2 separate regions of the Homo sapiens genome follow, and region 1 is linked to region 2. The links are chromatin contacts, found by Hi-C or POLR2A ChIA-PET in ENCODE. All regions are on one chromosome and are shown on one strand. The core of a region is the stretch at or near the end of the contact, and the rest is flanking DNA. Distances in the headings are between cores, read along the strand shown. Region 1 overlaps CC2D2B (coiled-coil and C2 domain containing 2B). Region 2 overlaps ENTPD1 (ectonucleoside triphosphate diphosphohydrolase 1).

Region 1 (5,160 bases), core at 1,864-4,363, 150 kb after region 2:
ATAAAGACTGTAAGATACATAGGAATATATTTGACAGAAGTTATGCAAAAACTCAACAGATAACATTTTGAAATATTTTTGAATGATATACAAAAGAATCTGAGTAAATGTTCATTGATAGGAAGAGTCAACATTGTAAACTGCCAATTCTACCCATATTAAACTGTAAATATAGAAATGCAATTCCCAACCAAAGAAATAGAATAGACTTATTATGCATATGTGGAAATTTTATATTTGACAGCATTGTCATTACAAATTGTTGCGGGAAGTCAGGGACCCCGAACGGAAGGACCAGCTGAAGCCATGGCAGAAGAACATAAATTGTGAAGATTTCATGGACATTTATTAGTTCCCCAAACTAATACTTTTATAATTTCTTACGCCTGTCTTTACTGCAATCTCTTAACATAAATTGTGAAGATTTCATGGACACTTATCACTTCCCCAATCAATATTCTTGTGATTTCCTATGCCTGTCTTTACTTTAATCTCTTAATCCTGTCATCTTCATAAGCTGAGGATGAATGTCGCCCTAGGACCCTGTGATGATTGTGTTAACTGCACAAATTGTTTAAACAATATGAAATCTGGGCACCTTGAAAAAAGAACAGGATAACAGCAATGTTCAGGGAACAAGGGAGATAACCATTAGGTCTGGCTGCCTGAGAGCCAGGCAGAACAGAGCCATATTTCTCTTCTGTCAAAAGCAAATAGGAGAAATATCACTGAATTCTTTTTCTCAGCAAGGAACAGCCCTGAGAAAGAGAATGTGTGCCTAGGGGTAGGCTTCTAAAATGGCCGCTCTAGGGATGTCTGTCTTTTACAGTTGTGGATACAGGATGAAATAAGCCCCGGTCTCCCGTAGCGCTCCCAGGCTTATTAGGACAAGGAAATTCCCGCCTAATAAATTTTGGTCAGACCGGTTGTCTGCTCTCAAACCCTGTCTCCTGATAAGATGTTATCAATGACAATGCGTGCCCAAAACTTCATTAGCAATTTTAATTTCGCCCCGGCCCTGTAATCTCACCCTGCCTCCATTTGCCTTGTGATATTTTATTACTTTGTGAAGCATGTGACCTCTGTGACCCACACCCTATTCGTACACTCCCTACCTTTTTGAAAATCACTAATAAAAACTTGCTGGTTTTACGGCTCGGGGGGCATCACGGAACCTGCCAACATGAGATGTCTCCCCCAGACATCCAGCTTTAAAATTTCTCTCTTTTGTACTCTTTCCCTTTATTTCTCAGACCGGCCGACACTTAGGGAAATAGAAAAGAACCTACGTGAAATAACGTTGAATTATTGGGGGCGGGTTCCCCTGATAACAAATCAGTTGGAAAAGAATGAAGGATGCATTAACTGGTTCTGGAATTGTTATTCATACATGTGGAAAGAAATAAAATTAGATTCAGACATCAGAAAAGAAATAAATACCATGTGTAGTGAAGATTACTTGTGAAAAGCAAAACTTGAAATGGGCATTTCAATTTTGGGATACAAAGGTATTTCTTAAATAAGACACGAAAAGTATAAATTATAAAGAACAAGATTAATTAGTTTTTCTTTGAGATGGAGTCTCACTTTGTCGCACAGGCTGGAGTGCAATGGCGTGATCTCGGCTCAGTGCAACCTCCACCTCCTGGGTTCAAGTGATTCTCATTCCTCAGCCTCTGTAGTAGCTGGGGCTACAGGTGTGCGCTGTCATGCCTGGCTAATTTTTGTATTTTTGGTAGAGACAGGGTTTTGTCATGTTGCCCAGACTGGTCTTGAACTCCTAACTTTAAGTGATCCGCCCGCCTCGGCCTCCCACAGTGTTAGGATTACAGGCATGAGCCACAGTGCCTGGCCAGATTAATAAATTTTATAACATTAAAATTAAAAACCTACAGATTAGAAAAGTTATTCCCAACATATATAAAATTAAAATATTAATATCCAGAGTATTGTGTTAACTCCTAAAACTTAATACTTTAAAAGTAAATAAAGTGATATGAGGCCGGGTATGGTGGCTCATGCCTGTAATCCCAGCCCTTTAGGAGGCTGAGGTGGGCAGATCACAAGGTCAGGGTTTCAAGACCAGCCTGACCAACATGGTGAGACCCTCGTCTCTACTAAAAATACAAAAATTAGCCAGGTGTGGCAGCACACACCTGTAATCCCAGCTACTTGGGAGGCTGAGGCAGGAGAATCACTTGAACCCAGGAGGCAGAGGTTGCAGTGAACTGAGATCGTGCCACTGTACTCCAGCCTGGGTGACAGAGTGAGACTCTGTCTCAAAAAAAAAAATGTAAATAACGTGATATGAAATGGCAATATAATATTTTGTTAAATAAAAGTTGTTACTTGCAAAAGAATTAATTTCAGGATTTCTTATGGATAATTAGAAGAACAAGTAACTTACCTTCAGATAATGAGCATGCGTTGTTTCATGGCTGAAGATTCTAAAGTATTTACTTCATTATTTTTGTATAGTCTTTAATAATATCTATAATATAAAATCATTTCCAAGTGCATTGGGGATATATAATACTGAAAATGCATAAATAACAAATGCAAATTTACTTTATTTAGATGAAGCATCCTGACAATCTTATACTGACTATATATGTAATATTAAAATTATTTATTATAGTCAACACACATTAACTACTTAGTATATGCCAGGCACTTTACAGATATTATTTCAATTAAGTCTCACAAACAATCTTGTGACAGAGGCATTATTATTATTACTGAAGAGGAAAGTGGGGTCTGGAGCAGTTAATCAACTTTTCCAAACTGCACAGTTAGTAAATGCCAGGGCCAACTTGAACCTAGGACTGTCTGCCTCCACTGCCCATGCTCTTAACCACGTATTTTGTTTTTAGTGATACAGGGCAAATGCATACATGAAGAATCTTTTCTCAATCCTCTTCACTTTTCTAAAAAATCATTTTCTCAGTCACAAATCTTGTTCTTAATCATTACTCTAATTTAAAAGATGAATGGACTTCAATCTAGACCCAAACAGAATATAGTTAGAAACTGGTTTTTAGCCTATCCTCAGTGGGAGAATCTAAAAGAAATGTTTTCTTCTGTCAGTCTCAGAATGTTTCCAGTGTCTTACACATGGACTGAAGTGACTAGTGATATTTATTGCAATGTGTCATATGTGAACTCTTTGTTACATTCAAGAAGTGAAACTAACAATTCTGTATTTAGGAGTATGAAAGTCAGAAAGAGAAGGAGGTATCCGTTTCAGATGTAAATTCTATTACAGCACAAAGGATTAATTCTGCCAATTTTCTGAAAAAGGTAACAACACAGTATTATCAATATATTTGCATTTGTTTTTGTGAAAACTGGTCTGCTAGATCCATGGTATTATAGTCCTTCCAGAGAGTCAGATGGACGAATCCACTCACTCGTCACCTCTTTCAGATCACTGAGGAGTTTTCTGTTCTTTTCAGACCTCTTTTTGAGAGTTAGGTTACTTCATTGACAGTGAACTCATTATTAAAGCACATCCCAACCTTTTCTGTTTAAACATACATTTTAAAGACTTCCCATCTCTTCTTTGACTCTAAAAGTTCACCTTGAGAGATACCCCAGCATTTTGCCAGAACTCATATTTACTGGTGCCTCATGATGTCAAGGACTATAGCAATTCAGGAGATGAAGGGATGAAGGAGCTACCAGAGGCACACAGACAGTATTAGAAAAATAGATACGCTTTGAAACGAAGCCAAATAGTGAATATTTACAAAACACTCTAGCAGAGTCTTAACCAGGTTTGAGTGGAATCCTTCACTGGATTTCATGCCTGATTTCTATCAACCCCTCATCATGCCACTAGACTTAGAAGCTTAGTGCAGGGGCGACATCTACAGATCCTTAGTGCCTAGCATAGTATCTTACACTGAGAAAATGCTGATAAATGTTTGAGAAATTAATGAATTAAAGGATGGGAGTTGAGGTGGTTTCTACAACTCCTACAAAAGTAGACTCTTACCCACCTACATCTTCTTTGCTGTAGAGCACCAGTGCAGCCTTGCAGGGTAATTTGAAAAGAAGCAAGGAAAGCTATGGAAAGAGCTAAGAGATACATTCCAGATCCCTCATGGGGACAGGTGAGAGGCAACCATGTATAGCTAGTAGAGCCCCAGGCAGGTGTCTGAAGACCTGTTCTTACTACCCTGTGTGTCACTGGCAAGTAACCAAATCACTGAGTCCCACTTTATTTTTTACAAAAACGGACAATATTAATGCTTGCTTTGCTTTACATCCAATGTGAGGGGCAAATGAGATCAAACCACAAGTGTTCTTCTAGTTCGTACACCATGACTGTGAGATGGAATGTGGACCGCTGTAGCTCTCCCAGGCATGAGACAGCCCCCTTTATCACTGGCAGCTGTTTTTCCCACTCATCCCCTGCCTCTCTTACTTCTTTACTAGCTTGCTGTATGTTTTAAGTTGGGATGTGCTTTAATAGTGAGTTTGTGGTCTCGGGAAATAAAGAAGTGTTCTTGCTTATAAGAAAAGAGAACACATATCCTCCTTATCCTGTTTCTTCTTTTTTATGTAAGGAGAAGCCCAGGAGGGAGGGTAGCAGAGGGTTAGGAAGGATGTAAGAGAGCAAGTATCTGAGTATGCTTGAACTTCATACAGGAATCCCGGAAAGGCACTTTCCAAACATTTTGTGTTTAGATTTTAACTCCTTGTGAAGACTTCTTTGCTGAGGACAGTTTAAAACTACAGGTTTGAAAAATAAAATAAAATGAAACTACAGGTTTGGTAGTTTCATGGGATAATTACTATAATCAAAGATACTGGAAAAGTTTGCTTCTGGAGGCCTATTACGGCCATAGGTACCTAAATCCTTCTATGAGAGGAACTCATGGAACTGTGAGTTATGTGCATTACATTTCCTGCTGTGTTACTGGAGTCAGTGATGGCTGAGGCCAGGATTACAGCAGTACAGAATGAGGTCCCAGTAGTCTCAAATATTACTAAAGTTTTTACTGAAACGTTTTCTCTAAGAGGGTAGCACATCTCTTCAATCTGTCCATTTCATTAATTTATTCAAGAAATATTTATTGAGCACCTATTATAATCCCTGAGCTCCTTGAGTATATATTCTATAAGTCAGATAATTGGAAACACATTATTAGTATG
Region 2 (5,692 bases), core at 2,545-5,044:
TTAAATAAGCAGCCACGTGACAAGCGTCTCCTTCTTCTCTTCCTTTCGCTTCCCCATTTACTTCCCTCTATGTTTCTTCTCTAAGGAAGATTTAAAAGCACATGTGCCATCATGCTCTTCTCCCAAGTTCATATCAGATGTCATTAATCAATCATGGAATTTTTTAATCCTGAGTAAGCCCAGAGATATAACCAAAGATGACTATCAGTTGATCAAAATGGGCATTGAGCAGTTTACTCCTGGATAGATACCCCCAAAGAAATGAGAGCTTATTTCAACAAAATGAAATGCATATGAATGTTTCTGGCAGCTATATTTCCAGTAGCCCCAAACTGGAAATAACCCGAATGTCCATCAACAGTTGAATGGATAAAAATATAGTATATCCATATAATGAAATACTTTGCAGTGATGGAAAAAGATGAACTACTGATACACACAGTTTGAGTTCATCTTACATAGTGTAAAGTGAAAGAAGTTAGACATAAAGGAGGCATACTATGTGAGTTCATACATTGCAGTTCAAAAACAGGCAGAACTCATACATGGTGGTAGAAGTTAAGACAGTGGTAACTGACTGAGAGGGGCACTGGGAAGCCTTATGAGGGCTAGAATGTGTTCTGTATCTTGATCTGGGTGGTGGTTATATGGATGTGCACATATGCAAAAATTTATTGAGGTGTATGCCTAGTATTTGCACACTTTACTGTAGCTACCCCTCATTTAATGTCCTTAAAAGGGGGCACCAATTTGAAAATTATTGCCCAGCCCTTGCTTCTATGTTTCTGTGTATAGTTTCTGTTTCTAGTTCTTTCTCCTGCTGTCATCTGTCCTTCTTCTCCTCTGCTGACTTTCTTTCCTCCTTTTTTTCTTCTTTTCATCTCCCCCTACTCGTAAAGCTAAAAACATGAAGTTTAAGTACATATATTGTAAAATATATTAAATACAATTTTACAGTTATATTCATAATTTAAAAGTGAGTGTATTTAGTGTTTTTACACCTCTCCTTAAAACAAACTCTGCATTTATTGAACTAAAATTAGATGAACATATTTATTACGTCTTACTGGCATTCAATGGAGTAACTCAGTGGTTCCCAAACTTATCTGCACATTAGAATCATGTGGGACCTTATAAAAATTCCAAAGCCCAGGACACAATACCACATCAATTAGATCACAATACCTGGGTCTAGGACACAAGCATCAGTAGCCATTGAAGCTTTCCAGGTGATTCCCGTATGATTCCAATGTGTAGACAAGTTTGGGGACTATAGATTAATGGCTTTCTATTCCTTCCATAGTGTCTCAGCTACTTCAGCATGTGGTTCTGAATCTTGGCTGCACATTAGAATCACCTAAGAAGCTTCTAAACAATACTGCTTCTTGGGCCCTGTTCTGCATAAGGTCTGAATATTTCTAACATGCAAACAGCATGAAGAGCCCCGTTCTAGCAGGGTTGTTGTCCTGGTAGATCTTGTGATCGGAGTGACTCCAGTGCCATCCCCTCAATGTTCCTCTCAAATACTTTCTCCTCATGTTTTTGAAAATTCCAGTCCTTTCTTTTGCAAGCCTAATATGGAGATGAGTGATGTGATACTGATAAGTTTTTGGTCTGTGTTGCTTTCAGTATGGGATTGTGCTGGATGCGGGTTCTTCTCACACAAGTTTATACATCTATAAGTGGCCAGCAGAAAAGGAGAATGACACAGGCGTGGTGCATCAAGTAGAAGAATGCAGGGTTAAAGGTAAGATGAAGACCAAGGGAAGGGGAGGCCAACAGTGGGGCATGAGAACATGAGAGGTGTATGACCAGTAGAACACAAGAGAAAAAGGAGTCCCACGCATAGGAAGCCAAGTGAAGAAAACAGTGCAGCTGCTGTTGTTATGTTATCGTTACAGAAAACATATTGAAATCAGTCGTTAATGATCAAAACCTAAGAATAAACACACATAAATATAATTAATAGTAGCTCCCATCAACAGAACACTTCTGCATGCTATGTACTTAGTACTGAACATGTGTTACTTCAGTATACCCTCATAATCTCCCTTTGAGGTATGCATTATTATACTAATTTTTTAAAAATGAGGGCACTGAGGTTGAGAGAGGTTATACCACTTGTTTGTTACTCAAGCTAGTAAGTGATGGAGCTGCGGTTCAAACCAAGTTCTGCCCGACTTCAAGTCTGCATCTTAGCCAGTGCTTCTCAAACTTGCATGAGCTTGTTAAAAACACAGATGATGGGTCCCATCCCCTAGAGTTTCTGAGTCAGCAGATCTGGAATGAAGCCTGATAATCTGTATTTCTAAGAAGTTCCTAGGTGATGCTAATCTGTCTGGTTCAGAGATTTATTGCTCTCTTAATCTTTGTACCCTGATCTACAGCTTGGAAGACATTTTTCAAAGCTTTCAGCTTCTGTGTAGGCAGGAAAGACCAAATTATAGGCTCTTAGGGCTGGGAAAAGGAACTTACAGATCGTTTAAATTTTGTTTCACAGAGAAGGAAACAAAAACCTGGAGGATTAGTGCCTTGAAAGTAGCAACAGAATAGAGACAAGAATCTAGGTCTCCTAATTACACTCTAGGTTTCCTGCTACTCTGAGCTGCTGCATTATATATCAATAATTTTTTTCTTTTAAGGTCATAATATGTTAGAGTGGTTGACATTCAGCTTTCAATCCCTTTACCCAGTACCCTACCATGCACCATTATACCACAGTCTCTCTGACTTTTATCTCTCTTAGCCTTTTGAGCTGGGAACCCACTGTTTATTTTTAGTCAGACTGATAGCCTAGATCCTAGAAGATAATTGATTTTCAGTTTGACAGCCTGTGGAATCCACTAATTTTCACAGGTCGTCAAGAAAGTAGTAGAGAGGAGATATTTCCAAGAGAGCAAGTCATTCTACCCAGTAGCCCCATCAATACTGACACTTTGGCCCCATCTGAGACAGTACTTCTGGCCTTTCTTAAAGCCCAAATCCCTCATTTTATTGGCTTTTATTTGACACACTGCCTTCCATTTTTAAAAGTTATTTTAATGGCCAAGCACGGTGGCTCATGCCTGTAATCCCAGCACTTTGGGAGGCTGAGGTGGGCGGATCACAAGGTCAGGAGATGGAGACCATCCTGGCTAACACGGTGAAACCCTGTATCTACTAAAAATACAAAAAAATTAGCTAGGCATGGTGGTGCGTGCCTGTAGTCCCAGCTACTAGGGTGGCTGAGGCAGGAGAATCACTTGAACCCGGGAGGCGGAGGTTGCAGTTAGCCGAGATCGCGCCACTACACTCCAGCCTGGGCGACAGAGCAAGACTCCGTCTCAAAAAAAAAAATCTAGCAGATGTCCTTCTTCTGAGACTTATCCCATGAGCGTTTGGCCTAACAATGAAGGATTCTTCCCTCTCAAAAGAGAGAGTTCTCTAGTTAATCAAATATTTAACACCAAATTTTCTGAATCAAAACAATTAGCTGGTAACTTAGAGCTGATTTTCTCATGGTTATTAGGCTGTTTGAAAACCTGTGAATGATCTGGATAACTTATTTGAATAATTATCCTTAAAGCAATTACTCTGCTATGAAGCACTGATAGTGTAGATATTTATCTTAATGTGAGATGAAAGTGTTGTTATAACTTCAAAAAGCTTAAGGAATCTTGGCTCTAATCCTCCATAGCAACAGTCGGTTTTGCTCTAAAACTGGAAAAACAGTTTTGCTAGGGAGGCAGGATATCGGAGTGGAAAAGTCACTGAAGAGACATAGATTCTGTTCCTCTTTCTTGTAACAGGAAGCAACTCCACCTCAGAAACTTTAAGGTGCTGGCCAGGATCAGATAACTAGTTAGTGGCAGCTTCCATCTTTTTAGTAAAAGCCAATTTGTCTGACGCTTAATTTTTATTCCAAGTGTTATCTTTAGGTCTTTTAGGAACTAGTGTCATTAATTACAGTGTTCTGGAGGAAATATCAAAAAGCAGCTAACAGAGTAGCTATCTATAATATCCCCATTAAAGTCTGAGAATGTTATGCAATTGAATATGAAATTGCGCCATCCAGTGGCAGAATTATTGAACACTGAACAGACCCAACTTAAAGTCTGGAAATTAAATCCTCTCAAGGCTAGGTCCAGTGAATTACCCTCTAAGTACAATAACCTAATGTATAGTACATCAGGAAATTGTTTTCTTGTATTTTTTTCAAAACACCATATTTTGATCTACTATTGTCAAGGTATGTTTTATAATTTTTTTTTAAAAGATTGTTATCTTCTACATTTTTTCCTAGGTCCTGGAATCTCAAAATTTGTTCAGAAAGTAAATGAAATAGGCATTTACCTGACTGATTGCATGGAAAGAGCTAGGGAAGTGATTCCAAGGTCCCAGCACCAAGAGACACCCGTTTACCTGGGAGCCACGGCAGGCATGCGGTTGCTCAGGTATAGCAGCATGTAGGGACCAAGAGTATCTGGGAGTTAGGCTTGGCAGTGAAAGAGCCTCTGAAGTTATGGGAAAGGGCCACACTCCCTAATACCCCAAGTTCTACACACCCAAGTCCATACTTAAGAAAGGATATTTTAGTAAGTGAATAAAATGTTCAAACTCTTAGTATATATAGGGGTAGGATTTTATGTATGTTAAAAAAAAAAGCCCCCTTGTGCATCTCCCTATGGGGGATTCAAAGGGGAAGGGGCACAGGGAGAGAAAGACTGGGCCCGTATACTCTGGGGTTTGGGGCTACAGATTTAACTATTCAATATCTGGGAGGAAGAGGATAAGAGGAGACTCATAGACATCCCAGGTCATAAATATTCACAACTAGCACATCTTTATATCACTTGATACCTGTGTGAATTATTTGTTCACTTGTTCATTCATTCAGCATATAGTGCCTGCTCTATCCAGAATATGAAAACTCAACCCTCAAGGAAATCAGTTTCAATGCAGGGTGATCAGTGTTTTAATAGAGGAGTGCTCAGAGCTGCTATGGGAGCACATTTGGCCCTGCCCAGGGTGAGAGGAGGTCAGGAAGACTTAGAGGAAGGGATGCCTGAACTGAATCATGAAAAATGAGTTGGAGGATCGGGGAACAGCTTTATCAGCAGAACAGACAGCATGCATTCAGTAACTGATGTTTATTCAGCACCTATTATATGTCAGGCACTGTTCTAAGTACTGAGGATACAACAGTGAACAGGACAAAGTCTCTGACTTCATGGAGCTTGTGTTCTACCGGATGTGCAAAGGTAGGGAAGTGTGAGAGGCATATTCAGAGGACTGTAAGTAGTTCTGCATAGATAGAAGATAGGTAAGTAGTGTAAAATAATAATGATAATAATAGTAGCAGCTCGTATTTATTGAGCCCGTCCTATGTTCTTAGCACTACGCTAAGCACTTAATTGCACTGTCATAACAACTCTATGAAATTAACAATTATTAACAAGATAAGGAAGCTGTGGCTTACAAATGTTAAGTAACTCACCCAAGGTCACACACCTGGGAAGTGGTGGAGCCAGGATTCTGAGTGGGATTCTGAAAAGGAAGGGTCCAGGTCACAAAGTGCCCTATGGGGCCATGCTAGGAAGTTTGGAGTTTATCTTAGAGATAGTAGGAAGCCATTAAAGGATGCTACACAACTGGTGACACTGGTAGAGAAGATGGATTGGAGGGGAGAAAAGCTGGGGATAAAAGGAAGGCA

What was found. Hi-C counts contacts between places; a loop is a spot of excess contacts on that map. ChIA-PET counts read pairs that join two places held with the same protein, here RNA polymerase II (POLR2A). Pooled maps may share reads with other maps.
Region 1: a loop to region 2 is called in a map of OCI-LY7, with 6 times the contacts of the local background. The contact joins two enhancer-like sites. A Hi-C loop is called at or near these places in 1 of 168 maps with a recorded cell type or tissue (OCI-LY7), 1 of 37 single-sample maps with no recorded cell type and 3 of 50 pooled maps. POLR2A ChIA-PET finds 5 or more read pairs at or near these places in 3 of 52 experiments (OCI-LY7, activated CD4-positive, alpha-beta T cell and activated T-cell).

Annotation. Positions count from the first base shown.
Region 1 is chr10:95,985,043-95,990,202 of GRCh38, forward strand. It overlaps CC2D2B (coiled-coil and C2 domain containing 2B), which reads left to right. Exons shown (of 35, transcript NM_001349008.3): 20 at 3,208-3,300. All of the region lies in intron 2 of ENTPD1-AS1 (ENTPD1 antisense RNA 1), which reads right to left. Among named protein-coding and RNA genes, the nearest start is that of CCNJ, 56 kb to the right of the region's middle. Within about 2 kb of position 3,114, at least 2 of the 41 ENCODE cell types and tissues checked have a DNase peak (open chromatin) inside an H3K27ac peak, as active enhancers do; they include OCI-LY7, where a contact is called at or near this core.
Region 2 is chr10:95,838,062-95,843,753 of GRCh38, forward strand. ENTPD1 (ectonucleoside triphosphate diphosphohydrolase 1) reads left to right here. Exons shown (of 10, transcript NM_001776.6): 3 at 1,630-1,747; 4 at 4,283-4,433. All of the region lies in intron 4 of ENTPD1-AS1 (ENTPD1 antisense RNA 1), which reads right to left. Among named protein-coding and RNA genes, the nearest start is that of CC2D2B, 67 kb to the right of the region's middle. RefSeq lists an enhancer at 3,848-3,987. Within about 2 kb of position 3,795, at least 7 of the 41 ENCODE cell types and tissues checked have a DNase peak (open chromatin) inside an H3K27ac peak, as active enhancers do; they include OCI-LY7, where a contact is called at or near this core.